2 separate regions of the Homo sapiens genome follow, and region 1 is linked to region 2. Evidence: chromatin loops called from intact Hi-C (ENCODE). Cell type or tissue: B cell. All regions are shown on one strand. Each heading gives the region's core, and the rest is flanking DNA. Links, peaks and the distances in the headings are about the cores only. Region 1 has its middle 9.4 kb from the start of INTS4. Region 2 holds the start of EMSY (EMSY transcriptional repressor, BRCA2 interacting).

Evidence for each region. Hi-C counts contacts between places; a loop is a spot of excess contacts. Peaks named below come from ENCODE experiments on the same cell type or tissue, not always from the same donor. Only the 100,000 strongest peaks of a DNase experiment are listed, where the experiment ranks them.
Region 1: a loop joins it to region 2, with 10 times the contacts of the local background. A loop is called at or near these places in 4 of 110 quality-filtered maps.

Annotation. Positions count from the first base shown.
Region 1 is chr11:77,996,067-78,012,081 of GRCh38, reverse strand. No RefSeq gene overlaps it. Among named protein-coding and RNA genes, the nearest start is that of INTS4, 9.4 kb to the right of the region's middle. RefSeq lists a silencer at 14,072-14,272. In B cell, for the core only: a CTCF peak has its summit at 11,799 (motif pointing right); DNase peaks (open chromatin) are centred at 11,781 and 12,451; H3K27ac peaks cover 2,300 bases.
Region 2 is chr11:76,433,145-76,448,078 of GRCh38, reverse strand. EMSY (EMSY transcriptional repressor, BRCA2 interacting) reads right to left here and starts at 3,061. Exons shown (of 22, transcript NM_001300942.2): 1 at 2,951-3,061; 2 at 1,071-1,179. The coding sequence starts at 1,140. EMSY-DT (EMSY divergent transcript) reads left to right here and starts at 3,399. Exons shown (of 2, transcript NR_186348.1): 1 at 3,399-3,801; 2 at 12,253-14,154. RefSeq lists enhancers at 2,060-2,354, 2,494-2,563, 2,604-2,653, 2,854-3,083, 2,784-3,420 and 1 more. In B cell, for the core only: no CTCF peak of the experiment used is centred there; DNase peaks (open chromatin) are centred at 2,168, 2,278 and 3,238; H3K4me3 peaks cover 2,637 bases; H3K27ac peaks cover 2,501 bases.

The DNA.
Region 1 (16,015 bases), core at 6,953-14,952, 1.6 Mb before region 2:
GCAGGAGAATTGCTTGAACCTGGGAGGTGGAGGTTGCAGTGAGCCAAGATCGTGCCATTGCACTCCAGCCTGGGCAACAGAGAGAGGCTCTGTCTCAAAAAAAGAAAAAAAATTAACAAATCTAAAATATTACATGTAATGTATTATCTATTTTGACAATTGTTCCACAAATGTATTTTATGGTCTTTTTAAAAAGTCCAATCAAAGTTCATGCATTACACTTGGTTGTTAGGTTTTCTTCAGTTCAGAGATTCTCACCTTGGTCACATTTTGGAATCAATCAGTCAAGTAGCCTTAAGAAATATGGGCTCCATCCCTAGAGACCTTAATTTAACTGTTTTGGGTGTGGTCTGACCATTGGGTTTTAAAAATCTTCCTCAGGCATTTCTAAAATTCATCAAAATTTGAGAAAAACAGCTTTAGTCTCTTAGTCTACAACAGTCTCCCTTTTTTACTTTGATATTGATCCAAACTTACTTGATGCACTAAGTCCATATCTACTTGGCCTAAGAACTTTGACTTCCCTCTCCATCAAAGTCTTTTTCAGCTGCTTCTGGGAGTCCTTGGGATTGGTGGTGGTGTACTTGTAGTGTGAATCATTCTTTGTTCCAGCCTTTTTTTTTTTTTAAATCATTACCTTGCTCCAGGCTAATCAGTACCACTTGGCCCATTGTTCAAATTGCTGCATTTCCCGGATCATGATTTTCCTAGGGTCTATGTAGAACTACCATCAATGGACGTTACTGGTGGGATTTTTTTTCCTCTTTATTACTTTGGTCTGAGCATGGACACACCATGCTAATGCCAGGGATAATATGCATCAACATTTAACTAAAGGCTTGAGGATTATATATAGAAAAGTTCCCAACTTGCTATTCTATGTGATTGTTCTGAGCACAAGACCTTTGGTATGTCCTAAGAGGGTCCCATATCGAGCAAGTGGTGTTACAACTACTTCCAGGCTTACCAAAAAACTGCCTCCTTCACCAACTCCAGGGTTGCCTCCACATCTGGCGACACGAATGCTTCCCAGAGTAGCTGTAGGCTGCTTCACTGCTCAATGATAGAACCGCATAGCCCTCTGCGACTTTGACTTTGGGCTTGGTGATGTGACTTGTTTGCCAATGGGACATCAACAAATATGACACAAGCCAAGGCTTCATAAGCATTTGTGCATGGGCCTTGCTCTCTTGGAATGCTTCCACTGCCATAAAAGAAAACCAGGCAATTCCACTGGAGAGGTTATGAGAGGGGGAATAGAGGAGGCTATCAAGCCCCAAATGAACTACCAGATGACCCAGCCGAGTGAGTGACCCCAGGATTGCTCAGTGGAGACCTGCCCGAATTGCAGAATCATGAGTAAATAATGATGTTTTAAACCTCTCTGTTCTATTGATGATTGTAGTTTGAAATAGAAAAATGAAAAATAAATAAATAAAACCCCTCTATGTTTTGGAGTGGTTTGTCATTCACTAATAGAAAATAGATACACTTCATTTTAAGGGACTTCCCCAGAAGTCCCAACCAATGACATCTGTTTACATTTTGTTGGCTAGAATTGTGACATATGGCCACACCTCTACACAGTATACAAGAGAGACTGGAAAATGTAATTGCTTTTGTGTTTGTTTGTGTGTGTGTGTGCTGGGCATAATACCATCTCCACACAATTGTGTTCTTTAAGAGAGAGGGAGAAAGTGAATATTAGAGATGTAACCGGCAAGCTCTGCTATACCTATACAGAGGTTCAAATCAGCTCTTTTGCTGTTTTCAGTAACTTACTTTTTTTTTTTTTTTGAGACAGGATCTTACTCTGTCACCCAGGCTGAAGTGCAGTGGCATGATCTTGGTTCACTGCAACCTCTGCCTCCTGGACTCAGGTGATCCTCCCACCTCAGCCTCCCAAGTGGCTGGGACTACAGGTGTGTGCCACTACGCCTAGCTAATTTTTCTATTTTTAGTAGAAATGGGGTTTCGCCATGTTGCCTAGGCTGGTCTTGAACTCCTGGGCTCAAGTGATCTGCCGCATCAGCCTCCCAAAGGGCTGGGATTATAGGCATGAGCCACTGTGCGCAGCCAAGAGACAGACATTTGAAGAAAGCTTATAATGTTAAAATTAGGAACAAACAAATGGCCAGGCACGGTGGCATGTGCCTGTGGTCCCAGCTACTGGGGAGCCTGAGCCACGAGGATTGCTTGAGCCCAGGAGGTGGAGGCTGCAGTGAGCTGAGATCACACCACTGCACTCCAGCTTGGGTGACAGAGTGAGATCCTGTCTCAAAAATAAATAAATAAATAAATAAATAAATAGATTAATTAATTAAATTAAATAATAGGAAGAAACAAAAATAACAGAATGTTTCTTGGAGGAAAGAGGATATGGAGAGCAGAACTTCAAAGCAATTGTGATAAATATCCCTAGAGATGTCCCTTTTTGGGCAAAATGGAGTAACAGACACTGGATTTACCCTTCTACCTGAAACAACGAAAAACTGGACAAAATATGTGAAACAACAGATCTCAACACATTGTACATTAGGCAACTAAGGACAAGGAACTCAGAGACAGGGAGCAAATGAGATAGGTCCTATGATTACTCCAGCTTGCTGACTGGAGAAGATATTCAAGGCCTGGTGCAGGGAGGGGAACCCAGGCAGAGACTGGGAGTTACCTTGAATTGAAGAGAAAGATCTGGGAATCCCAGGAAGCCAAACAACAAGAGTTTCAAGGCAGAGTATCAGAGAAGAGAGGACTCCACAGAGAGAAGACTCTGGAGATCTGCATGAGGTCCCTCTTGAGTATTCAGTGCCGTACTCATCAGTGCACATATGCGAGGAAACCACCCAAAGCTGGGTAGAGAAAAGATTAGTAGGAACAGTGTCCAGAGATCAGGACCAGGAAAAGTGCATATTCCCAACAGCCAGAGAGAAAGACCTTATAATTCACAGGGACTCAGAGTAAAAAGGTCTTGCATTAGCAGTGGAGAAAATTTACCCTAAATTAAATACTGTTCTGGTTCTACTTAAAGCTTAAAAGCAAGCAGGGCCGGGCGCGGTGGCTCACACCTGTAATCCCAGCACGTTGGGAGGCTGAGGTGGGCGGATCATTTGAGGTCAGGAGTTTGAGACCAGCCTGGCCTACATAGTGAAACCCTATCTCTAATAAAAATACAAAAAATTAGCCAGGAGTGGTGGCCCATGCCTGTAACCTCTGTTACCTGGCAGGCTGAGGCAGGAGAGTCATTTGAACCCAGGCGGCAGAGGTTGCAGTGAGCTGAAATCACACCACTGCACTCCAGCCTGGGCGACAGAGTGAGACTCTGTCTCAAAAAAAAAAAAAAAAAAGAAAAAGAAAAAAAAAAAGAAGCAAGCAGTGAAAGAATCAAACTTTTCAAGTTACTTAACCATGCCTATAAAAAAAGCTGAGGAGTTTGTCTAGGACTATAATGCTTGCAAAAAAAGTGGAAAAATACAGCCCACAGGAGGAAAATAATTAATCGGTAGAAACTGATCCAGAAATTATGATGATAGATGATAAACAAAACCAGAGATGGTAGAAATAGTAGGCAAAGACTTAAAACAGTGGTTGTAACCCTATTGTATGTGTTAAAGAAGCTAGTGGAAAGATTGAATATATGGAACAGAGACATGGAGATATTTTAAAAAGACCTGGCTGGGCACGGTGGCTCATGCGTGTAATCCCAGTGCTTTGGGAGGCCTAGGTGGGCAGATCACTTGAGCTCACTTGAGCTCAAATTCACTATTATTATGTTGCCTGGGCAACATAATAAGACCTTGTCTCAACAAAAAATTTTAAATTAGCCAGGCATGGTTGTACCGGCCTGTAGTCCCAGCTACTCGGGGGACTGAGATGAGAGGATGACTTGAGCGCAGGTTGAGGCTGCAGTGAGCTGTGATCACACCACTGTACTCCAGCCTATGCAACAAAGTGAGACACTGTCTCAAAAAAAAAAAAAAGAAAAAAGGCCAGGTGTGGTGGCTCATGCCTGTAATCCCAGCACTTTGGGAGGCCAAGGCGGGTGGATCACTTGAGGCCAGGAGTTTGAGACCAGCCCAGGCAACATGGCAAAGAAACCTGTCTCTACAAAAAATACAAAAAAAATTAGCTGGATGTGGTGTCAGGCACCTGTAATACCAGCTACTCAGGAAGCTAAGGCAGGAGAATCACTTGGGAGGCAGAGGATGCTGTGAGACGAGATTGTGCCACTGCACTCCACCCTGGGCAACAAAGCGAGACTCAGTCTCAAAAATAAATAAATAAATAAATAAATAAATAAATAAAATGGAATAAAAAGTACTTGTGGCAGCACCTGGGACTTAGAAAAAGCTCAATCAACATTGGATATTAGTCCAGGCATATCTCACAGATACTGTGAGTTCAGTTTTAGACCATCACGATAAAGCGAATATCACAATAAAGTAAGGCACATGAATTTTTTGGTTTCCTATTGCGTACAAAAGTTATGTTTGCACTATACTATACTCACTGAAGCTGAAGTGTAGTGGCTTGGGGTTCATGGCTCACTGCAGCCTTGACCTCCTGGGCTCAGGTGATTCTCCCACCTCAGTGCCCCCAGTAGCTGGCACTACAGATGCAAGCCACCATGACCAGCTAGTTTTCTGATCTTCGGAGAGACGAGGTCTCATTATGATGCCCAGGCTGGTCTTGAGCTCCTGGGTTCAAGCAACCTTCCTGCCTTGGCCTCCCAAAGTGTTGGGATTACAGGCCACTGGACCCAGCCTATACTATAATCTATTAAGTACACAGTGGCATTATGTCTAAAAAACAATGCATATACCTTAATTTAAGAATACTTTATTGTTAAAAATGCCAACCATCATCTGAACCTTCACTGAATCATAATCTTCTTGCTGGTGGAGGCTCTTCCTCCATGTTGATGGCTGCTGACTGATCAGGATGGTGGTTGCTGAAGGTTGGAGTGACTGTGGCAATTTTATAAAATAAAACAACAGAGAAGTTTGCCACATCAATTGATTCTTCCTTTCTTTCTTTCATTTTTACATATTTTTTGAGACAGGGTCTTGCCCTGTTGCTCAGGCTGGAGTGCAGTGGCGCAATCATGGCTCACTGCAGCCTCGACCTCCTGGGCTCAAGCAATCCTCCCATTTCAACCTCCTGAGTAGCTGGGACCACAGGTGTGTGCCACCACACCCAACTAATTTTTAAAATTTTGTAGAGATGGGGTCTTGCCTTGTTTCCCAGGCTGGTCTCCAACTCCTGGGCTCAAGCAGGCCTCCCACCTTGGCCTCCCAAAATGTTGGGATGATAGGCATGAGCCACCGCGTCCAGCCAATCATTTCCAACTTTTGATTTAAAGTAGGAGATGTGGGACTCTTCCTTTGTTTATTTTTATTTTTTTGGAGATGGGGATCTGCTGTGTTGCCCAGGCTGTAGTGCAATGGCACAATCTCAGCTCACTGTAGCCTCAACTTCTTGGGCTCACATGACCCACCCACCTCAACCTCCCAAGTAGCTGGGACCACAGGCATGTGCCACCACGCCCAGCTAATTTTATTTTTTGTCTCACTATGTTGCCCAGGCTGGTCCAAACTCCTGAGCTCAAGCAATCCTCCAGTCTTAGCCTCCCAAATTGCTGATATTACAGGCGCAAGCTACCATGCCTGGCCTGGGACTCTTCCTTTCACTTGAGCACTTAGAGGCCATTATGTAGGGCTATTAACTGTTCAATATTATTTTGTGTCAGGGAATTTCAATATTGTTGTATCTCAAGGAATAGGGAGGCCTGAAGAGAGGGAGGGAGACAGGGCATTGCCAGTCAGTGGGACAGTCAGAACACACACATTTATTTATTGTGTTTTCCGTCTTATATGGATGTTGTTTGTGGTGGCCCCAAATAATTAGAATAGGGACATCAAAAATCACTGATCACGGATCACCATAACAGATATAAAATAATGAAAAGGGTTGAAATATTGTGAAAACTACCAAAATGTGACACAGAGACTTCAAGCGAGCATATGCTACTGGAACAACGGCACCTGTAGACTTGCTCAAAACACAGTTGCCACAAACTTTCCATTTATAAAATAGGCAATATCTGTGAAGCACAATAAAGCAAATGCAATAAAATGAGGTATGTCCGTATTATTACTGTTCTATGGCGATGTCAACAAGGTGTGGCATAATTGAAGGAGCACTGGAATTCGACCAGAGACCCTACTTTGTTTTTTTGTGAGACGGAGTCTCGCTCTGTCACTCAGGCTGGAGTGCAGTGGCACGATCTCCGCTCACTGCAACTTCCACCTCTCAGATTCAAGCGATTCTCATGCCTCAGCCTCCCGAGTAGCTGGGATTACAGGCGCTTGTCACCATGCCCGGCTAATTTTTTTTTTTTTTTTTTTGTATTTTTAGTAGAGACGGGTTTCACCGTGTTCGCCAGGCTGGTCTCGAACTCCTGACCTCAAGTGATCCACCTGCCTCAGCCTCCCAAAGTGCCGGGATTACAGGTGTGAGCCACTGCGACTGTCCGAGACCTTACTTTGAATGGCAGCTCATCTATTACAGTGTTCTTAAGCAAGAAACTCTGGGGGAGTTCTTGAAAGGGGATCTGCTCCACAAGGTTGTGAGAGTGCAGTGGGTTGAATGGTGGTCCCCCAAATGCTATGTCCACCTCATAATCCCCAGAATCTATAGATGTTACCTTATTTGGAAAAAGAATTTTTGCAGACGTAATTAAGTTAAAGATTTGAAGATGAGGAGATTCTCCTGTATTATCTGGGTGGATCCTAAATCCAGAGACAATCTTTCCTTATAAATCCTTATAAGAGGCCAGGTACAGTGGCTCACACCTGTATCCCAACACTGTGGGAGGCTGAGGGGGAGGATCACTTGCATCCAGGAATTCGAGACCAGCCTAAGCAACATAGCGAGATCCCATCTCTATTAATAAATAAATAGCAAGGCATGGTGGCGCACAGCTGTAGTCCCAGCTACTTGGCAGGCTGAGGTGGGAGGATTGCATTAGCCTGGAAGTTCGAGGCTGCAGTGAGCCATGATCACACTGCACTCAGGCTGGGAGATAGAGTGAGACCCTGCCTCAAAAAATTAAAAAATTAAATAAATAAAAATGACCACAAGCTCAGGAATGCTGTGGCAGCAGCCAGAAGCTGGAAGAGGCAAGGTACAGATTCTCTCCTAGTGCCTCCAGAGAGAGGACAGTTCTGCCAATAAGTGAATTTTGGACTTCTAGCCTCCAGAACTGTGAGACAATAAATGTTTGCTGTTTTAAGCTACCAAGTTTGTGGTTGGCAGCCTCAGGAAACTAATACAGAGAGTAAAATCAAGTAACATATTTGAAAATATCCAGCACATTTTAGGGCTCTGATATTGCTGAGTCAAAATTTCAAGGCTAAAAGCAATGTAGGGCAAGGGCAAGGCCAAAGTCACGGTGTCTCTTACAGACCCTTCTGGGAAGTATCAGGGCTGTACATCCTTCACATCTTTAAACAGAGAGAGCAGCCACTATGCCCATCTTTTTGTAGAGCAAATGTTTAAACTGAAGCCACGTGAGATGGATGATAGCATACATAAAGTTCCCTTGTGCCGGGCATGGTGGCTCACGCTTGTAATCCCAGTACTTTGGGAGGCCGAGGCAGGTGGATCACGAGGTCAGGAGTTCGAGACCAGCCTGGGAAACACAGTGAAACCCCATCTCTACTAAAAATACAAAAATTAGCTGGGTGTGGTGGTGCGTGCCTGTAATCCCAGCTACTCAGGAGGCTGAGGCAGGAGAATTGCTTGAACCCAGGAGGCAGAGGTTTCAGTGAGCCGAGATCATGCCATTGCACTCCAACCTAGGCGACAGAGCTAGACTCTGTCTCAGAAAAAAAAAAAGTTCCCTTGTGACTGTTTCAGAATTTCTTTTTCAATTTTTCATTTTACTATGAGGTCCAAAGGTTTAGTTTTCTGTTTTTTGGTTTTTTTAGCTTGTTTTCTTTTGAGACAGAGTCTCACTCTGTCACCTAGGATGAAGTACAGCGGTGCGATCATGGCTCACCAAAGCCTCAACCTCCCTGGGCTCAAGGTGATTTTTCTGCCTCAGCAGCCCAAGTAGCCAGGACCACAGGTATACGCCACCACACCTGGCTAATTTTTATATATTTTGTAGAGAAGTGGTTTCACCATGTTGCTCAAGCTGGTCTCGAACTCCCAGCCTCAAGCACTCCTCCCGCCTTGGCCTCCCCAAGTGCTGGGATTACAGGTGTGAGCCACCGTGCCTGGCCACAGCTTGTGATTTTATAAGTACTGTATATATAATAAAGCCTGTCATGATCCATAGCTGCTTGAGATATTTACTTTGGCAGTTACCTATCTTTCTTGTCAGACTTAAAATATTGTTTGACTTGACATCAGAGACAACTGTTTACCTATTTACAGTATTGTTAACTTTTGAAGTTTAAGGAATTAATACGTATGGAGTTTTAAATTCAACCACAAAATTGTTCAGAACAGTCATTTTCAAAGAGCATTATAATTCAGGAATCACATCTGTTTGTATATTTTTTTCTTATTTTCAAGGTTGGTCTATGGTTTCCTTTCTTGGTTTTAATATGGCTGACAATTTAGGGTGGACATTCTTGAATGTCTACTTAATCTTTTCATCATGAAGAAATTCAACATTATCAAGAGCCTGGGGAAAAGAGTCCATACTTTGATCAGTAATTACTCCTATGAGATTAGATTTCAAGGCAGTACTTAAGAGATTCAGATATTTTTGTCACCTGCATTTTCACTGGAGACATCCTGCTCCTTAAGATCTAAACAGGATTGCTTAACATCTCAGTTTCATGAGTTGAGGAAAGGTAATGTCCTCCCTAAGTTTTCTGCACATTCCTGGAGTGCTTGTGTTCTCAAGGTCTGTTCTGGTCTTCCACTTCTTCTCCTCATCTGTGTGTCTTAAACCCATTGTTGCTGTTCTACACAATGTTCACCAGATTTAACATACAGGTCTTTAATTTTTTTTTTATAAATGCCACTCCCTAACCTATTTGTGCACACAGCTGATGGTGGAAAATATAGGCAATTAAGGCGAGAGGATTTATAATACAGAACCACAACTCCCAATTGACTATTGGACATATTTATTCTTAATAGTGTGCAAATCATCCCATCACTGGGGACTTTTTACTAGTAGATTGTATTTGTTAACTATTCTCTCTTCTTTCCATTTTCTTGCCATGCTCCACCGTGGGTGGGACTATTCTTCCCTGCCTCACTAACTTATGCCAGCCAATGGAATATGTGTGGAAATGACAGTGTGCCAGTTCCAAACCAAGGCTTTAGAAACACGACAATTCTCCATGAGCCCTCTCGTGTTCCTTCTATTTGCAAAGAGAAGACCATGCTCCAGTTTAGCTACCTCCTTTGTTGCTTGGTTCTAGATTGCATGCATGTTCTTAAGATAATGACTCTCCTCCTAAGCAACTTCCAAACTATTTTATTAAACAAAGGCAATTCCAATACCTCCCCAACTCTCAATCCATAATACAGTTAAGATAACGTACTATTGACTGGGCGCTGTGCTCACACCTATGTAATCCCAGCACTTTATGAGGCCAAGACAGGTGGATCACCTGAGGTTACAAGTTCATTTGACCAGCCTGGCCAACATGGTGAAACCCTGTCTCTACTAAAAATACAAAAATTAGTCGGGCATGGGGGTGCACACCTGTAATCTCAGTTACTTGTTAGGCTGAGGCAGGAGAATTCCATGAACCTAGGAGGCAGAGGTTACAGGGAGGCAGAGGTTACAGTGAGCCAAGATTGCACCATGCCACTCCATCCTGAGCGACAGAGCAAGACTCTGTCTCAAAAAACAAAACAAAACAAAACAAAAAACAAAACATTTTTATCTCACGATAGCAAAACTTTTGGAAATAAGCAGTATTTTTTCTTTTAATACCCTATTCTGAGAAGCAATAAATAGTTTTAAGTCATTATATTATGTCTGTATAATGTAATGTTTTGCTGCTATTAAAATTACATTTATGGATGGCTTAAAATTAAGGTGAGGAGAATGCTCATTTAATTCAATGTAATTTAATTAAATATTTGCTCCAAAAAAGATTTAAGGTAGTGGGACTTACAAGACTGTACAAAAAAGAAATATCCAAAAAGATATAAACATAAGGCCAGGCACGGTGGCTAATGCTTATAATCCCAGCACTTTTCGAGGCCATGGCGGGCGGATCACCTGAGGTCAGGAGTTTGTGACCAGCCTGGCCAACATGGTGAAACCCCATCTCTGCTAAAAATACAAAATTAGCCGGGCATGGTGGCAGGTGCCTGTAATCCCAGCTATTTGGGAGGCTGAGGCAGAATAGCTTGAACCCGGGAGGTGGAGGTTGCAGTGAGCAGAGATGGTGCTATTGCACGCCAGCCTGAGTGACAAGAGCGAAGCTCCATCTCGAAAAAAAAAAAAAAAAGATATAAATTAGGCACAGTGGCTCACACCTGTAATCCTAGCACTTTGGGAGGCCAAGGCAGGAGGATCACTTGAGGGCAGGAGTTTAAAACCAACCTGGGCAACATGGTGAGACCCTGCCTCTACAAAAAACAAACAAACAAACAAACAAATAAAACAATTAGCCGGGTGTGGTGGCACAAGCCTGCTGTCCTAGCTTTTCAGGATGCTGAGGTGGGAGGATCACTTGAGCCTGGAAGGTCAAGACTGCAGCAAGCCATGATCATGTCACTGCACTCCAGCCTGGGCAACAGAGCGAGACCCTGTCTCATATACACAAAAATTACAAGTACATGAATTACAAGAACATTGTTGGTTGCCTACTCATTAATACTATCTCCTCCCTTCCTCTTTCCTAACAGAAAGGCCAAAATAGCAGGCCAGGTGCAATGGCTCACGCCTGTAATCCCAGCACTTTCGGAGGCCGAAGCGGGTGGATCACTTGAAGTCAGGAGTTTTGAGACCAGCCTGGCCAACATAGTGAAATCTTGTCTCTACTAAAAATACAAACATTAGCCAGGTGTGGTGGCAGGCATCTGTAATCCCAGCTACTCTGGAGGCTGAGGTAGGGGAATCTCTTGAACCCGGGAGGCGGAGGTTGCAGTGGCTGAGATTGCACCATTGCACTCCAGCCAGGGCAACAAGAGCAAGACTCTGTCTCAAACAACAACAACAACAACAACAACAACAAAACCCAAAATAGCAATGATAGTAATCATGTTCAAAAGGCAATCTCTGCTTCATTTGTATGAATATATGAAACTTCTTAGATCTGTTGGGACTAACCAAAGAAAATTATAGAGTCAGAAGAGAAAATCTTAAAACCGTATGCTAAACGTAACTGTCAACATAATCTAAAGGAAAAACACAAAGAAAGATGTAAACCTTTGTAGATTACCCTCATGAAGATATCCCAGTTCATAGCACTGCATCAGGTTTTCAGTTCTACATTTTTTTCTCTTAGGGTACCTGTTTTTGTTGTTGTTGTTATTTGTTTGTTTTTAATTCTCTACTTATTTCCCTCATCTTCTGCTGCCTTCTCCCAACCCCCACTCATTATCTGCTCTTTACTGCTGTGCTTAGTGTCCTGGGAGGCTGATTGTTAGGTCCTTCTGCATACCCAGGGCCCATTCCTGGTTGGCCAGAGACTTGGCAAGTTCAAGAGTGGAAGATGGGTGATAAGAAAGCCTGGGAAACTGGTATAGGTGTAAATGTCTGTGCTCCTTGTGAATGTCCACCAGAGGGCACCCATTCTAGAAGAGGGTCTCAAAAATCAAGGGCACAATGATCCAACCTGTGGATGTCAGCCAGCCTCTTTCCCCAGCAGCTCAGTGCTTGCTCGATGGAGACATGAACAAAAATCCCTGCCATAATGGCAGGGATAGAGGCTATTCATGGGCTGCACAGTACAGACTTCCTCTCACCAAAGCTAATCTAGCCACTGATGTATGTCCAACCTGCCAATAGTAGAGAGAGACCAACACTAAGCCCCTGATATGGTATTATTCTCAGAGGGTACCAGGCACTTCTTGGTGGGAGGTTTATTGCACTGCAAATCAGTTAGCAAACTGCTGGGAAAAATTCTGGTGTTTCTGAGCAAATGGCATCAACAGCTTTGTTTGAGGATGTTTGCAAAGCTGCTTAGGAGCAGGGAGCAGATTTACTTATATTCCAGGGTAATAAAGCTAATATGGTCCTCAAATCCTGGAAACATTTCAGAGTGATAAAAAAAAATGTCCCCCATGGGGTGGAAGGCAGATTTGTTTCCTGACCAGTATAATAAAGTCTGCCTCCAGAGGACAAGTTTCTCAGCAGTCCTCTTTCAAGAATGGGAAGTTCCTAAGCTCAGTGTTCTCAGCTGTTACAGATCTATTGTGTGCATGGCATTCACCTGTATAACTGCCATGGTGCTTGGTTGGCAAGGAGAACTGAAACAAATTTGGAGTTCATGCCACCTGCTATGCTGTGAATAATCAACTGCCTAAATCATTTGGGCTTGTTGTCTCCTTACCAGATGAAGTGTGGCAACTTAACTTAGCGCTTAGGGAGTGCCTGACTGTGTGACAATTTCCTACCCCCAAATGTAATGACTTAAGACTACAGCTATTAATTATTTCTCACAGGCCTACAGATTGGGCAGTTCTGGTCTCAGCTGAGATCACGCATACATCTGTAGTCAGCTGGTGGATTAGCTGGGGCGGAGCCGGTCTCAGATGGCTTCAGGTGGGTCAATTTGCCTGTGTTCCATGTGGTCACTCACTCTTCAGCAGGCCAGGTTGGATTTGCTGTCATGGCAATGGTGGGGGTCCAAAATCAAACAAAAGGTCTGGGAAATTGTATGTGGGTGGACCTTGAGGCTTAGACTCAAAATTAGCACGCTGTCACTTCTACCACATTGTATTGGCCTGTCACAAGGCCAGCACAAATTCAAAGGGTGATAATATAGATTTCATCTCTTAATAAAAGCACCTTCAAAGTCACACTTCAAGGGGTATACATACCGAGAGGGGGAGATTTGGGGCTTTTTTTGCAATCATTCAACTACACACTGGATCCTTTCCATCATGGAAGGAGCAGTGATTTGTCCTCACAGGAATAGATTCATATTCCAAATTCAGATTTGACTTCCCTGCCTGCAATATTTCTGCCAGCTCCATCATCTATGGATGCCTCATTCATTATCATAGTACTCCACACATTGCTTCTGATTAAGGAGCTTATTTTATGCTGAGAAAATTGTAGTGAAGAAACTTCTTGGTCTTGCCAGGAACCCCATCATTCAGATGTAGGTGCTATAATAAAGCAGAATAATAACCTTTTGGAGATTCAGTTATAGCGCTAGTCAAGAGCCAACACATTGTGAGTTTGGGCCGCTGTTTGTGGCATATGCCTTATACCAACAGCTAAAATATAGTACTGCTTCTCCCACAGTTAGAACATGGGTCTGGTTATCAAAGGGTGGAGATAGGAGCAGTTCCTCTCTCTTTTACACCTAATAATTCATTTATGAATTCTTGGGCTCAGTAGGTTTGGAAGACTTACTCCCCAAGGGAGGAACAGTTGCCCTAGAGAACATAGTCATTGTTCATTACATTGGACATGTAATGAGACTGTCCCCAGACCACTGGGGCTCTTGTTCTGAACCAGCAGGTAGAGAAGAAGTTACTAAGTTGGGCTGCTGTTATGCAAGAGAGAGAGAAGACTGAAGCCTCACGGATTCATTCACAGGTGAACCTTAATGTATTTTCATAAGTAATAATAAAAGTCAAAGGAAAATGGCATCAATACAATAAAGACGGTTTTTCAATTCAACATTAAAGAATGTGTGTTCTTGTTTCTATACCAATCTGGCTCATTGAGAAGTTGGCTATACCAACTTCTCAAATTTATTTATTTATAATTTAAAAAAAATTTATATAGCCAGGCGTGGTGGCTCATGCCTGTAATCCCAGCACTTTGGGAGGCCGAGGTGGGCAGATCACTTGAGGTCAGGAGTTTGAGACCAGCCTCGGCAACATGGTGAGACCCTGTCTCTACTAAAAATGCAAAAAGATTAGCTGGGTGTGGTGGCGCATGCCTGTAATCTCAGCTACTCATGAGGCTGAGGCAGGAGAATCGCTTGAACCTCAGAGATCGAGGCTACAGGGAGCCACGATTGTGCCACTGCACTGCAGCCTGGGTGACAGAGATAAACTCCATATAAATTTTTTTTTTTTAAAATATAGAGACAGGGTCTCTTTCTGTTGCACTGACTGGTCTGGAACTCCTGAGCTCAAGGGATCCTCCCACCTACCACCTCCCAAAGTACTGGGATTACAGGCATGAGGCACCATGCCTGGCCTCAACTTTATTTTTATTGCTTCTTCTGTTCCCTGCATGCACTTAACTTTCAACATGAACTGAAGTTCCTTTGGTTTTCGGAATGCACCAAACTCCTTCCTAAAGCCATTTATTTATTTATTTATTTATTTATTTATTATTTTGAGACAGGGTCTCATTCTGTCACCCAGGCTGGAGTGCAGTGGTGCGATCTCAGCTACTGCAATCTCTGCCAAGCGGGCTCAAGCAATCTTCCTACCTCAGCCTCCCGAGTAGCTGGCACTACAGGCATATGCCACCACGCCCAGCTAATTTTTTGTATTTTTGGTAGAGATAGGTTTTCACCATGTTGCCCAGGCTGGTCTCCAACTCCTGAGCTCAAGCTATCCTCTCACCTTGGTCTTCCAAAGTGCTGGGATTACAGGTGTGAGCCACCGCACCTGGCCGCCATGTATTTAATAACGATGATAATACTCTGTATCATTGATGCTATGATGCACATTTAATGTCTCCGAAATCAGGAGATGTTGGCCAATCGCTCATATGTATACTGAGTCGTAGCAGTTCATGGTGTCATCGCTTCGACTGAGCTCTGTGCAATTTTGGAATTACATGTGTTATTTTAAATTACTATTAAATATATCTCCAAATAGATTACCCTATAATTTGGCATTAAAAAGTTCTTATGTGCACAGGAAGACATGGAAACAGCAGTGCGAGGTAAGATACAAATCTATGTCTAAATAAGTTAAAAAGAGCTGTTTCTGTAAGTATACATAACAAATCTAAGCAATTAGAAACCATTGTATTTAATTTCAGCATTTCTTTTCTTAACATAATAAATAAAATATTGATTTTACAATTGCTGGCAGCTTAGATTTGATAGAATATGATAATGGTAATAATAGCAGCTAAGCTTTATTAAAGGTACTGTTTGCTAAATGTTTTTCATTTCCCTTGACATATTTGTATATCTTATCTCGGCGGTCTGGGATGCCTTTGTTTCTGGAAAAACTCATTCTTTTAAAGCTGCATTAGAAATAGTTTCCTTTTTTTTTCTTTTTTTTTTCTTGAGACAGAGTCTCGCTCTGTTGCTCAGGCTGGAGTACAGAGGCCCGATCTCGGCGCACTGCAGCCGCTGCCACCTGGGTTCAAACGATTCTCCTGCTTCAGCCTCCCGTGTAGCTAGGATTACAGTCACCCACCCCGACGCCCGGCTAGTTTTTGTATTTTTAGGAGAGACGGGGTTTCACCATGTTGGCCAGGCTGGTCTCGAACTCCCGACCTCAGGTGATCCGCCTGCCTCGGCCTCCCAAAGTGTTGGGATTATAGGGGTGAGCCACCGCGCCCAGCCTTTTTTTTTTTTTTTTTTTTTTTTGGAGACAGGGTCTCACTCCGTTGCCCAGGCTGGAGTGCAGTGGCTGGATCTCGGCTCACTGCAACCTCCACATCCCAGGCCCAAGCGATTTTCCCGCCTCAGCCTCCAGAGTAGCTGGGACTTCAGGCGTGGGCCACCATCATGCCCAGCTAAATTTTGTATTTTTAAAGTAGATTTCGCCATGTTGCCCAGGCTGGTCTCAAAACTTCTGAACTAGGTGATCTGCCCGCCTCGGCCTCTCAAAGTGCTGGGATTATAGGCGTGAGCCACCACTCCCAGTTTCCTCTAATTTT
Region 2 (14,934 bases), core at 1-8,000:
TTTTTGTTTTAACAAAACTATCAACAAATTTAGGAAGAATAAATAACTTGTCCTTGGTCACATGGGTCATTTGTAATAATACCAAGACCCCAGGTCTGTCTAAATTCAAGACCTATACTTTTCCTTTAAAATCACAGATATCTAAATAATGCATATCCACTGCCAAAACATTTAATCTTCTTTTTCAAATTATTTTTTTCAATTATTTCATTTATTGTGCTAGCCAGAGACTACAGTGGTAAATAAGACAAGGTCCTCATAGTCTAAGGCAGCATTTCTCAACCAAAGATCCTCATTTGAACTACAGAACACAAAATGATTTGAGTAATAACTCTTTTTCTCAATTTTCCCAAGGAAAGTAATAACTAATAGCACTCTAGATGCACAGGGCGAAGTTAGTTCTTTACATACAATGGATACCTTAGCATTAGGGTTTAATTCTTTCCCTCAATGCTGGTTGAGAAAGGCTGCTGTAAGGGAAAAGAAACACTAAATAATAAATTACAAGCATAAAATGTGTTTTATTATTGATAGTAAAATATAATTTGAAAAAGTGAGCATGGCTTACATCAACTTAGAATTCAGAAATAGTATGTAATTGACACATACAATCATGAAGGTTAAGAGTATGTTAAAGTGAGACTGAAAGCATACTCCCTGGTTCAAATACTGACTCCATGTCTATCACCATTACCTTGGCTTCTAAGCTTCATCTGTAAAATGGAGACGAGACAAAACAAACAAACAAAAAACACCTACCTTTTAGGCTTTCAAAGGACAAAGCTAATTCTTAAAATATTTAAATTAGATGTTGTATAAAAAAGACTCAGAATAGCCAAGTAGCCCTCAATAAATCTTAGCTACTAGTATTATTACAATTCACACACCTACTATTTACAAAGCACTATGTTAGGCACTGAGGGAAACAACAATGAGTAAGATGGGAACTGTATCTCCAAAGAATTTCTGATGTAGCGTGAGATATGACATCCATGCAAACAGCTATGACCTAGGCAGAAAGGGAAAAAAGGTATCAGAGAGAGGTAAAAAACAAACAATGAACGTCATACCCAATTTTCGAAGAATTCTTTTGCATTCATCCCTGCTGAGATCCAGAAGGGTTGGCCACACAACAGGCATTGCTGCTTCTGTTTGGTAGCCCCAAAGAGCTTGTCCTCCCTACCAGAACAAAAAAAAAAAGTCAAATTACCAAAGTACCAAAGTACATTCAAGGGGCCACTCACCTGGAGATCCAGTCACAGGCTAAGAAGTAAACCAAAAAGATATTACTATTTTACAATCCTTTCTCACCACCACACTTTCCAACTTTTGAGAAATCAAGAATTAAGTCATTTGAACTATCACAGTGGAAAGAACACAGGCTTTAGAGCCAGACACCTCTAGGTTTCTAGTCCCAACTTTTCAACTTACTGGTTAAGCCTAAGCTTTACACATCTATAAAACAGAGGTAATACCACCCAGTTTGTTACGCGTATTAAAGAACACTATATATAAAGTTCTTTCATAGTGGCTGGCATTTCATTTAATAAACAGGTGGTACTACCAACCTGGGGCAAGTTGACTCCTGTCAGCTTCCTCATTTATGAATTACATGAGATAAAATTTGTAAAGCTCCTAGCAAGTTAAAGAAACTTAATAAATAACTCCTCGTGCTCGCTTCAGCAACACATATACTAAAATTGGAACGATACATACATATATATATATACACATATATATATACATATATATATACACACACACACATATATATATACTCTCTCAAGTCTTAATGGAATATGAATTTTGATCCTGTAGTTATTAAACAGCCATTTACCAACAGTTGAGCTGCCAGGAACTTACTTAGAACTGGGAATTTCCTAGTGTAAAAGACAAAAAGACACGGCTCTGGGGGCACGCGCAATACCTGCTTAGCACAGAGTAGAGCCGCTCTAAGTATTTGTTAAATGGGTAAGTGAATGGTTGACGCGACTGAGCAAAACGAATGGATGAATGAATGAATGAACGAGCTCACTGTCTAGCCTAGAAGTCAGACACCGAACCGAAATAACTGCTATATCCCGTTCCAGGCGCTGGGGCTGCTAACTCCAACTCTGTGTCCCGAGGTGAGCCCCCCTCCCCCTACTTCCCATAGTCCTCTCAGCTCAGAACAAACCCAAGGCAAGAAGAACTGGACTGCGCGCCCCAGCCGGCAGTATGACATAAAGAAAAGGGGTGGGGAGGAGGAAGAAGGGGCAGAGCCAAAGGAATCCTCTCCCTCCACAAGCCAGTCCCCGCCTCCCGACAGGATCTTGGAGGCGGCCGGCGACTGCTCGAACCGAGCACCACGTCACGGCATCCCGGCGCGTCCTAGCCAGGGGACCCCAGAGCGGGGCCGCAACGCATCGGAAACCCGGGCAGTAGTTTCCGGAGCCCGCTCGGGGAACCAGGATCTTGTAGGATCCTTCCCCACTCAAGTGTCAAGGAGACAAGCCCGCCCCGCCCCCTCTCCAAACACGCACTCCCTAGCAGCACCACAACAAGAGCAGCCAGCCCAGGCTCCTCACCCGGACCTCTCGGCGCCGGTCCCAATGTCAAGTCCACGACCCAAGCCCCTCTGGGCCAGTAGCTGTTGTCAGGGGTCCCGGCCGGCACCCGCGCCTCACTCCCTCCCCAGCGGAGAGGACAACCGAGAGAGAGTAAGCCAGCGGATACCCAGCCAGACGACCTGGACTCACCGGGAGTCTCCCAGAGCTAAACCCCCAGAGTCCCAGCACCAGGCCAGCCAGAGTCCCCCTGAGTCCACCCCGGGGAGCCCCACGATCCCGTTAGGAAACAACGGAGGATGGGGCTGGGAGCCCCAAGCCGGGCTCCGAATGCTTGGCCCGGCGCTCCTCTAGCCTGGCTGGCCTGCCAGCTCTTCCCAGGACCCTGCCTGAGAGTCACCCACCTGCCCGGCCTTTCGGGGCTCATCTAAAAGGCTCCTCCGCCAAGACTAGGGGACACCAGGAATTGGGTTTGTTTGCGGTGCCTCTGAAGGGGCAAGATGGCGACAGGTAACAGGGCGCAGGCGCAGCCGCGCGCGGCCAGTCGGGAGGTGTAGTTCGCTTTTCCCGCCTTTCGGAGAACAAACACCAAAAGGCCTCCATTCATCTTGTCCTTCTTTTCCTCCGCGTTATGAAAGAAAAGGACAGACATCGCGGAGGGTGCTGGGAGTTGTGGTCCGAATCCAAACTCCAACCTCTTTCGCTCCAGGTTTGCTGTCGTACGCGCAAGGAAGGCCGGGATTGTAGTTCCCTTGGTTTCTCCTGCATACCCTCCTGTCTCTGGCTTCGCGCGCCTCTCCTGGGCTGCCGTCTCCCAGCCAATCGGCTGCGCTCTCTGCTACGTGTGGCGTCACACGTAGCGGCCAAGATGGCGCTAGCGGTTGGAGCAGGGGCTCTGCTGCGACCTTTACGGTAGTGAGGTTAGGGACGATGGGAGAGCAGCTTTGTTCCTGAAGTGCCGTCGAGGATTAGGATCGAGTTTCTTCGATCGTGAGGGCAATTATTAGTGGCCTCTAGCCCCCCAGATGGCATCTTGAGGAGAGAGAATCCACGCTACGAGAACTAACATAGTGGACATCGCAGTTGTCCGTAGCCGATTTGCGGGTTACGGAGTTGTTGCAAGTAAAGAAGGGGAAATCCGAGCGTTCTCGCGTTGGATTTCCTCCACGTGTGAAGTGGGAATGGTAGTGATATCTCGTGCTATCTCTGTCAAGGGCAAGAAGGAGAAGGAATTTATTTGAGGCCCTACGACGTGGTAGGTTCACCCTCAGCCTTTGTTCTTATTTCATCTTATTTGTGGAGAAGGTCTTTTCGTTCCTATTTTACAGGTGAGAAAAGGGGCCCAATATATAGTTATTTGCGGCCATAAAATAGAAGCCAGTTGCCTGATACTGAAGATTCAATGAAATCTTGTGATTGACTTCCCTCTTTAAATTTTGTACTTTGGGTAACATCGGATCCGGTAGAAACGCTCGTCAGAAAGAGTTTTTAATGTGCATTCTACAATTTCCAGACATAGTTTCCTTCTTGAAAAATTGGGTTAATACTACCCTATAGGGATCTTGTGATGCACCACGTAAACGTTGTAAGTTGTGAACCACTATACAAACGTATGAGACTCTTCATGTTCTTGAGTGGAACTGTAGGTTAGGAAGAGAAGGTAAATAACAGCATTTAAGTTTCCTACTACTATTTGCCCATTAGCTAAAAATACCCTCCGAGGTCTAGGAAAGTCACTGTTGTTGAAACCCAACCTACACCTTCAGAAAATCGTAAAGTGGAACATATTAATCACCAGGCCCTCCCTCCGCTGTCTCCCTGACCTTCCTATGCATCCAGTTGCTTAAGAACTCTTGGAAAGATAGTAAGTGAAATCTTCATAGAGGATTTTTGTACTTTAACATATATTATTTGATTTGAGCCTCGCAACATTTCAGTGTGACAGGTACGATTAAGGTCTTTCATACTATGAATGAGAAAAACATAGATGTACCAAGGACTCACCAAATTTCACGGAGCTAGGAATTGGAAGAGAGCTAGGCTTTGTAATCCCAGGTCTTCTGACCTCCAAATGTCCTTTCCTCTACAGTGAATGTCAAAATGACAATGAATGTCTACTCCTCTACAATGGAGTACAAATCGAAAGACAAGGGGCTTATAAAACTGACTCTGACCTTAAGAAGTAGCATATGAGTGATGAATTATTATAGTCAATCCTTGTGCTTACTAAGTGCCACATACTGGTCTAAGCATTTTACATAGTAATTCAGTCCTTAGAACAACTTTATGAGGTGGAAACTTTTATTATCTCTAATTACAAAGGAGGCAACTAAAGTCTAGGAAAGAAGCAAAATAGCTTGCCTAAAGTCACACATAAGTAAATGGTGGCTCACGCCTGTAAACCCAGCACTTTGGGAGGCTGAGGCAAGTGGATCATTTGAGGTCAGGAGTTCAAGACCAGCCTGGCCAACATGGTGAAAGCCCACCTCTACTAAAAATACAAAAATTAGCTGGGCATGGTGGCATGTGCCTGTAATCCCAGCTACTCGGGAGGCTGAGACAGGAGAATTGCTTGAACCAGGGAGGTGGAGGTTGCAGTGAGCCAAGATCGCTCTACTGCATTCCAGCGTGGGCAACAGAGCAAGACTCCATCTTAAAAAAAAAAAAAAAAAAAAAAGCTAAAGCTGGGATTTAAACCTGATTATGTTGGCTCCAGAGCCTATGCTCTAGACCAGTGGTTCTAAACTTTAATGGTCAATAGGAACCGCTTGAGGATCTTGTTAAAACGCAAATATTGGTAGTATAGATATCAGGTAAGGCCTGGATCCTATAGTCTTAACAGGCCCCCAGGTGATGTTGATGGTGCTGGTCATTACATACTACAGTTCACATCTTCCCTTTTCTCCTAACCGTATTTATTTTGCAGTCAGAAACTACCTTTCCCATGCTGCCTGTGACTGCTTTATAGTCTCAAATGTTCCCAACATGCTCTTCCTTAAGGATTAGACTCAAACTTTTTCCTCAAAAAGCTTATCCTGCCCCTGTCTTTCCCTCTAGGATAAGACAGACATCCCTGCCTCTGCTCCCCTACCACTCAGTGTACACCTTGTTACAGAGCTCAGAACACTGAATTATGGCCATTTATTTGAAAATCTTCCTGGCCGGGCATGGTGGCTCATGCCTGTATTCCCAGTACTTTGGGAGGCCGAGGTGGGCTGATCACTTGAGGTCAGGAGTTCAAGACCAGCTTGGCCAACATGGTGAAATCCCGTCTATACTAAAGATAGAAAAATTAGCCGGTCATGGTGTTGTGCATCTGTAGTCCTAGGTACTCTACTCGAGAGGCTGAGGCAGGAGAATCTCTTGAACCCAGGAGGTGGAGGTTGCAGTGAGCTGAGATTGCGCAACTGCACTTCAGCCTGGGCGACAGAGCAAGACTCTGTCTCAAAAAAAAAGAAAAGAAAATCTTCCTGACTGGACAACGAGCTCTTTGAGGAGAGGAACCAATCAGGTCTGTGTACTGTAGAGCCTAGCATATAATAAGAATAATAGCTAATACTTACATAGGACTTTCTGTATTCCAGATCACGTTATACACATTAACTTGTTTAATCTCTACTATAACCTTACAGATACACTTTTATCCCCATTTTATGAATGAAGAAACTAAGGCATAGAGAGGTTAAATAGCTGGCCCAAGGTAACAAGCTTGTAAGTAACAGAGCCATGATTTTAAATAAAAGCACTTTGGCTCCAGGAAATGTGTGGTGAATTAAATGAGAGCCACTCTACACTCAACCAAAGAAGGAAAACTGAGACTTACTATCCTATTAGACATGATTATAACTACCTCTAGTCTGGGAAAATACACAGAAATCTGTTCCCCTGGCCAGGTGCGGTGGCTCACGCCTGTAATCCCAACACTTTGGGAGGCCGAGGCAGGCGGATCATCTGAGATCGAGAGTTCGAGACCAGCTTGACCAACATGGAGAAACCCCGTCTCTACTAAAAGTACAAAATTAGCCAGGCATGGTGGCACATGCCCGTAATCCCAGCTACTCGGGAGGCTGAGGCAGGAGAGTAGCTTGAGCCCAGGAGGCGGAGGTTGTGGTGAGCCGAGATCGCGCCATTGCACAGCCTGGGCAACGAGCGAAACTCCATCTCAAAAAAATAAATAAAAATTTTTTTAAAAAAGAAATCTGTTCCCCTTTGCTGGATTTACTTTTTTTCCTTTCTGTCCTGGACCCCATGGTTATTTATTTCAAATTCAGTCTCAATCAGTACTTTCAAGTTTATTCAACCATCTCTGTCCTTCCATCGACCCCGAAATAGTCCTCAACCTGTGATCAGTTTCCCATCTTTCCTCATGTTTGATATAGCTGTTAGTTAACTCTTAGTGCATAAGAAAAATTATCCCAAACTTTAGTGACTTAAAACAAGAATAATTTTTTAAATTTTTATACAGTTTTTGCATTTTCTATTGGAATCAAGAGTGGCTTAGCTGGGTGGTTCTGGCTTGGGGTCTCCCAAGCAGTTGCAGCTATCTGAAGGCTGACTGGGGCTGGAGGATCAGCTTCCAAGGTACCTCACTCACATTGGTTGGAAAGTCAGCAAGGAAAGAGGCCTCAATTTCTCACTATGTAGACCTCCCTATAAGGCTGCTTGAGCATCTTTGGGATATAGTAACTGGATTGCCCCAGAGCAAGTGATCCAAGAGTGTTACAGAAGCTATAATGTTGCAATATGTATACAGAGAGATTTAGATATAAAATCAGATTTTATATATGTTTGTATAAATGTATATAAAACTCACGTACTCTGAAGGTGAATTTGTACAAAGCAGTAAAGCTAGAACAACTGGTGGGAATAAGTTGAAATAATACTGCGTAGCGTTTATTACAGACCCATTATGAAAAGAACACCTTGCTTATCTTATTTAAACCTTACAACATTCCTATGACTTGGTAATTATTGTTCCATTTTACAGTTGAGGAAACCAAGCCCTAGAGAAAACTCATTTGTCCAAATTCAAATATCACCAGAAGACTCTTCCCCCAAACACACAGGTGTTAAGGAGGTCTGGTTATCTGTGATTCCATAACCATTGCTGTGGCCTAAATTATCTGTTTTACTCATGAATCTCCAATTTGGGTGGGACTTAGTGGGGACAGTTAATCTCTACTCCTCTTGACATCAGCAAGGGAAATTTGAAGACTGAGGTCTGGAATCTTATGAGGGCTCGTTCATTCATAAGACCAGCAGTTGACATTGGCTGTTGTCTGGAATCAGTCACAGACCCACCCAGGTTCAAGGAAAGGGGAAATAGATTTTATCTCTTGATAGAAGCATAGTAGCATCCTGGAACACCAGAATATTACTGTGCTCATTTTTAGAAATATCAACTGCCATAGTCTATCTTCTGTCCACAACAGTTCATATTCCTCCCACATGCAAATGGACTCATTCCTACCACCCAAAGTCTTCCCATTTTGGCAACATGCTTAGGTTTGAGGTCCAAGATCTTGTCACCTAAATCAAGTCCAGATATGGGTTAGTTTTCTTAGGTGCAGTTGCTTTCAGTGTAAAGACTCGGGAACTAAAGAGACAAGTTACCTTTTCCCCACACATCCAACATACAATGGTGGGACAGGCATGGAAAAACCACTGTAGACCTTAATCAGAAAGGGGAATAAAGGAGGCACGCCAGGGCCACTGATTCATAACAGCTCTGATGCTAGTTCCTTGATCAGGAATGATCTCTAGGAATGATTCTCTACAGCTCTTGACTCTACCCTCAAGCCTCCAGGTTACGCTCTCAGAAGCATTAATGATCTCTAGGAATGATTCTCTACAGCTCTTGACTACCCTCAAGCCTTTAGGTTCCGCTCTCAGAGGCATTAATGATCTCTAGGAATGATTCTCTACAGCTCTCGACCCTACCCTCAAGCCTCTAGGTTCTGCTTTCAGAGGCTTTCTTTATTTTCCATAAAATATAGCCAGTGTTTGAGACCAATTATTTATTTATTTATTTATCTATTTATTTATTTATTGAGATGGAGTCTCACTCTGTCGCCCAGGCTGGAGTGCAGTAGCACGATCTCGGCTCACTGCAACCGCCGCCTTCCAGGTTCAAGCGATTCTCCTGCCTCAGCCTCCCAAGTAGTTGGGACTACAGGCGTGCGCCACCATGCCCCACTAATTGTTGTATTTTTAGTAGAGATGGGGTTTCACCATTTTGGCCAAGCTGGTCTCAAACTCCTGACCTTGTGATCCACCCGCCTCAGCCTCCCAAAGTGCTGGGAGTCCAGGCGTGAGCCACCACACCAGGCCATGTCATTGTATCTTTTTTAGATGGATGAATATTAAATTTATTTATTTATTATTTTTTTTGAGATGGAGTCTCGCTCTTGTCACCCAGACTGGAGTGCAATGGCATGATCTTGGCTCACTGCAACCTCCGCCTCCCAGGTTCGAGCAATTAACCCTGCCTCAGCCTCCCAAGTAGCTGGGATTACAGGCACGTGCCCCCTCATCCGGTTAATTTTTGTATTTTTACTAGAGATGGGGTTTCACCATGTTGGCCAGGCTGGTCCTGAACTCCTGGCCTCAGGTGATCCACCCGCCTTGGCCTCCCAAAGTACTGGGATTACAGGCAGGAGCCACTGTGCCCAGCCATGTCATGATACCTTTTTTAGATGGATGAATATTAAATTTAAAAAACAAAATGATCCGTGTGCGTAGAAGGAACTAAAGGGGAAAAAGATCAATCTGAAAACAAACTATATAGAACAGCATACCAGCTTCATACTAACATGATAAAAGCAGAGGCTTTGGGTAACCAAAAAGTATGCTTTTTAAGCATGAGAATAATTCTAAAGGCTAGCTATATCTTTTCTTTCTTCTAAAAATAATTTCAGTTAAAGAATTTACATATAAAGTTCATTTATCATCACCCACTGTGGGTGAAGCTCTGTCAGGCTCCGGAGAAACAAATTACTAAACATGATCAACTGCCCTTCACATACTCATAATCTAGTGGGGGAGACAGACACATACACAGATAATTGCCATACAATATGGTGTTCATGGTATTAGCAAGTGTGTTTTTTTTTTGTTGTTTTTTTTTTAATTTTTTTTAGTTTCACTCTTGTCACCCAGGCTGGAGTGCAACTGGCGTGATCCCGGCTCACTACAACCTCTGCCTCCTGGGTTCAAGCGATTCTCCTTCCTCAGCCTCCCGAGTAGCTAGGATTACAGGTGTGTGCCACCACGCCTAGCAAATTTTTGTATTTTTAGTAGAGATGGGGTTTCACAATGTTGGCCAGGCTGGTCTTCCAACTCCTGACCTCAGGTGATCCAGCCGCCTCTGCCCCGCAAAGTGCTGAGCTTACAGGCGTGAGCCACCGCACCTAGCTGGTATTAGCAAGTTGTAAGAAAAGAGTTCCTGTAATCCCAGCACTTTGGGAGGCCGAGGCGGGCGGATCACGAGGTCAGGAGATGGAGACAATCCTGGCTAACACGGTGACACCCCGTCTCTACTAAAAATACAAAAAATTAGCCGGGTGTGGTGGCGGGTGCCTGTAGTCCCAGCTACTCGGGAGGCTGAGGCAGGAGAATGGCCTGAACCTGGGAGGCAGAGGTTGCAGTGAATGGAGATCTTGCCACTGCACTCCAGCCTGGGCGACAGAGTGAGACTCCGTCTCAAAAAAAAAAAAAAGAAAAGAAAAGAAAAGAGTTAAGGAGCCATTAATACTTCCTAGGAGCTAGTAAGGAAAAGTCACCAAGAAGACAGCATGCAAGTAGGGCCTTAAAAGATAGAAGTTCAACAGAAAAAGGAGGAAAGGCTATTAAAATCCGAGAAAGAAATAGCAATGGCCAACTCACAGGCATAAACATAAGAATTTTGGGAAATGCATACATTTCAGTTTAGCTAGGTGGGGGTTTGGGGGTGGCCTCATTACCACTGGTTGGAGGTAAAAGTCCCAACTCTCCACTTGGCCTTGTCTGACACCATCCCACCTGAGAAGGGAAGGGCACCTCTTTGCCACCAGGTACAGGTGAAATTCCATGTTTTACATGTGGTGGGCTGACAAGTGTGAGGGGCAAGTATTAGGAGAGGGCCTTGTTACTGTCCATTGAGGATGAAAGTCTAAGCTTCCCCCTGTGTATTCTCTGACATGAACCCAGAAATGGAGAAAGGAAGTTGAGTGGTCTCATTAGAACCTGGCCTTTGCTGGTGGGGGTGGGGGTTGGGTTGTAGTTTTTTTCCCGTGGTACTTATCTGGAGTAGAGACATTATCATCTAAAAATGTTCTGTCTTGCAAAGCTGCTGCTTTCCTAGTCCTTTGACTAGACAGAGCAGGCTTTTCCTAGGGCTTTAAAAAAAAAATGCTGTGCCCATTGGCATTTCTGGGTTGCCAGCTTCTCCAGTACCCAATCTGGGATATATAAAAGAAAACCCAGGGAACTCATTTCTGTGTATTCCTTGGGTTCCAGATCCTTAGGTGGTCTGCCTTCTTGTCACCTTTCAGATTCTTCTTACATTTGTTTTATGTATAATGTTTTACATATAGTGTCCAGGGTTTTTAGCTGCACCTAACTGAAGGAATAGGGAAAAGTAAATATACTCTTTCTATAAGTGGTAGTCTGAGGTCAATTGATTTGTTACAAAGCTGCCAAGGCAATGCTCTGTGAAAGCCACCATTAAAAGAATGCAACAGTGGGCAACAAACTGGGAGAAAAATACTTGTAGAACACTTATCAGACATAAGACTTGTATCTAAGTAAGAAAACAACCCCATTTTAAAATAGGCAAAAGACGCTTCACCGAAGAGGATATACAGATGGGAATAAGCACAAGAAAACATACTGAACATGATTAGCCATAAGAGAAATGCAAAGTAAAATGACAGTGTCACAGCTGGGTGCAGAGACTGTCTCCAGATGCTGAGACAGGAGACATCTCCAGATGCTGGGCTCACTTGAGCCCAGGGTTTCGAGGCTGTAGTGTGCCGTGCTTGCGTCTGTGAATAGCCACTGCACTCCACCCTGGGCAATATGGTGAGACCCCGTCTCTTAAATCAAATAAAATCATGATACAATACCACTACCCACCTAATAGAATGGCTGAAATAAAATACATTGACAACACCAGCTCCTGGTGAGGATGCAGAGCAACTGGAACTCTCATACATGACTGATAGGAATGCAAAATAGTATGGCCACTCTAGAAAGCAGTTTGGCATTTTCTTGTAAACTTTCAAACAGTTACTATATGACTCAGCAATAACATTCGTACACATTTTGCCTAGAGAAATGAAAAATTTCACATGAAAACATGCATGAGTGTTTAGAACAGTTTTGTTCTTATTCACCAAAAACTGGAAATAACCAAATGTCTTTCAGTGAGTGAATAAGTAAACTGTGGTACATTTATACAATGGAATACTACTGAGCAATAAAAAAGAGGTAAGATACACACAAGAAGTTGGGTGAATCTCAAAGGCATTATTCTGAGTAAAAGAAGCCAATATCCAAAGGTTACATACTATATGATTCCATTTGTATGACATTCTCCAAAAGGTACAAATATCACAACAGCATACAGATCAATGGCTGCCAAGGGTTTGGAGTTGGGGGAGGGTGATGGAACTGCTTTGTATTTTGATTGTAGTGGTAGTTACAAAAACTTTGTTAAAATTTATAGAACTGCCGGGCACAGTGGCTCACTCCTGTAATCACAACACTTTGAGATGCCGAGTCGGGAGGATCATGAGGTGAGGAGTTTGAGACCAGCCTGGCCAACGTAGCGAAACCCCGCCTCTACTAAAAATACAAAAAAACAGCCAGGCGTGGTGGCGGGCACCTGTGATCCCAGCAACTCAGGAGGCTGAGGCAGGAGAATAGCATGAACCCGCGAGGCGGAGCTTGCAGTGAGCCGAGATCACGCCACTGCACTCCAGCCTGGGCGACAGAGTGAGACTCCGTCTCAAAAAAAAAAAAAAAAAAATCTATACCATGAAAAGTATGTGATGCTGTATGTAATATTTTAGAATTTATTTACTGTTTTTATTTATATTGCTAAGAGTCATCCATATTGTCGCATGTTGCTATGGTTCATTTATTTTAACTGTTGTTTCTCCATTGTGTGAATTTATCCATTTTTTCACCCATTCTCCCATTGATGAACATTTTATTGTTTTTGTTCATGTGAACAGTTTGCTCTGAATATTCTTGTTCATGCCGCCTATTGAAATTATGAATTTCTCTAAGTCATTTGAACCCAAGACTTAGAGAAATTGTTGGGTCAACTTTTGTCCTAAAGTTAAATATTCATGTGTTCAACTTTAGGAGAAAATGCCAGGCCATTTTCAAATGTTAGACATAATATTTGATACTGTGAGAATGAGAATAAGAGTGTAAAAGTGGAAGCATGGAGATCAATCTTTGGGATGCTCCCACTGCACTCTGCTCTTTGTCCAAGAGACTTGGCCAAATTCCCTCTTTTTTAGAAGCCTCACCTCCTCCCACACCAGGCACAATCAGTTTTCCTCCTGTAGGTTCCCAAGGCACCTGTTTCATGCCATACTTTAGGTAATTATCAGACTGTATTGAGATAATAATTCCTTCTAGCAGGTAGGAAGCTTCTAGAAGGCATAGGCCAAGATTCTTTGTATTCTCCATGCCCAGGACCTAGATGAGCACAATAAATATTTCAGTAAATGAACGTTCTTCCTCAAATCTATACCCCCACTTTCCCAGTATCAGATAATGAATGAAATTTATTCTTTCTTTAATAATATAGAATATAATTGCTTGTTTCCATGGTAGTTGCCAATGCCAAAGCTCCTTGAAGGAAGGAACTACACCCCTTTTTTATTATATCCAGCCTTTAATATAGTGCTTGGCAAATTGTAGATTCTTGAAAAGCGTATTGAATATGTTTAATAAATTGAAACTTGCAGCATTTTAAGAGTGTTTATTCACAGCCTGGGCAACATAGTGAGACTCCATCTCTATAAAAACATTTTTTAAAAATTAGCCAGGTGTGGTGGCATGTATCCATAGTCCTAGCTACTTGGGACTGAGGCAGGAGGATTGCTTCAGCTAAGGAATTTGAGGTTACAGTGAGCCATGATCATGCCACTGCACTCCAGCCTAGGTGAAAAAGTGAAAACCTGTCTCAAAGAAAAAAAAAAGTGTTTATTCTGAATGTCAGTTACCATGGTCCAATGCTGGAGATAAAATGTAGAAGATTTAGCTACTTATAAATATGCCATGATGACCGTAGAACATATCCATGCATGTGGCTTAAAAAACAAAAATAAAACAATTCTTGGATATCAAAGGGTGAGATTTCATTTATATTATATAAAGTTCAAAAGCAGTTGAAAATAATCTATAGTGATAGAGGTCTGAATAGTAAATACCTTTAGGGAGCGACCTATAGAACACGTGGGAGCCTACTAGGATGCTATCAATCTTCTATATTTTGATCTGAGTAGGGGCTATATGTATAGATATTGCATATGTGAAAGTTTATTAGGCTGTACGTAAATGATTTATGTGCTTTATATAGATTGTATCTCAATAAAAGTAAAAAGCACTATAATGGTGGATTCGTGGCATTATACATTTGTCATAACCCATAGAATGGACAACACCAAGAGTGAACCCTGGTGTAAATGATGGGCTTTCAGTGACTGATGCTATGTCAGTGTAAGTTTATTGATTGTAGCAAGCACACCGCTTTGGTGCAGGATGTTGATAGTGAGGGAGGTTGTGCATGTATGGGGATGGGATATACACAATATCCCCAATTTTGCTATGAACTTAAAATTTCTCTAAAAAATCAAGTTGATTAATTTTTTAAAAAGTGAAAATTAAAACAGGGCAGGCATGGTGGCTCATGTCTGTAATCCCAGCAGTTTGGGAGGCTGAGGCAGGAGGATCACCTGAGCCCAGGAATCCGAGACCAGCTTGGGCAACATGACAAAACCCTGTCTCTACTATATATATATATATATATATATATAAAATTATCCAAGTTTGATGGCATGCACCCATGGTCCCAGATACTTAGGAAGCTGAAGCAGAAGGATCACTTGAGCCCAGGAGGTGGAGGCTGAAATGAGACATCCTTGTTTATGCCACTGCACTCCAGCCTCAAAAAAAAAAAGAGAGAGAAAAGAAAACAAAAAGCCCACCTATACCAATTAGGCTTTGTTTTTCTTTTGGTGACAAACATGAACAAATGAATGAAATGGCTTAAACAATGGATTAGTTGGACATGGTGATGCGCACCTCTAGTCCTAGATACTCAGGAGGCTACAGCAGGAGGATGGCTTGAGCCCAGGAATTTGAGCTTACAGTGAGCTATGTTGTGTTT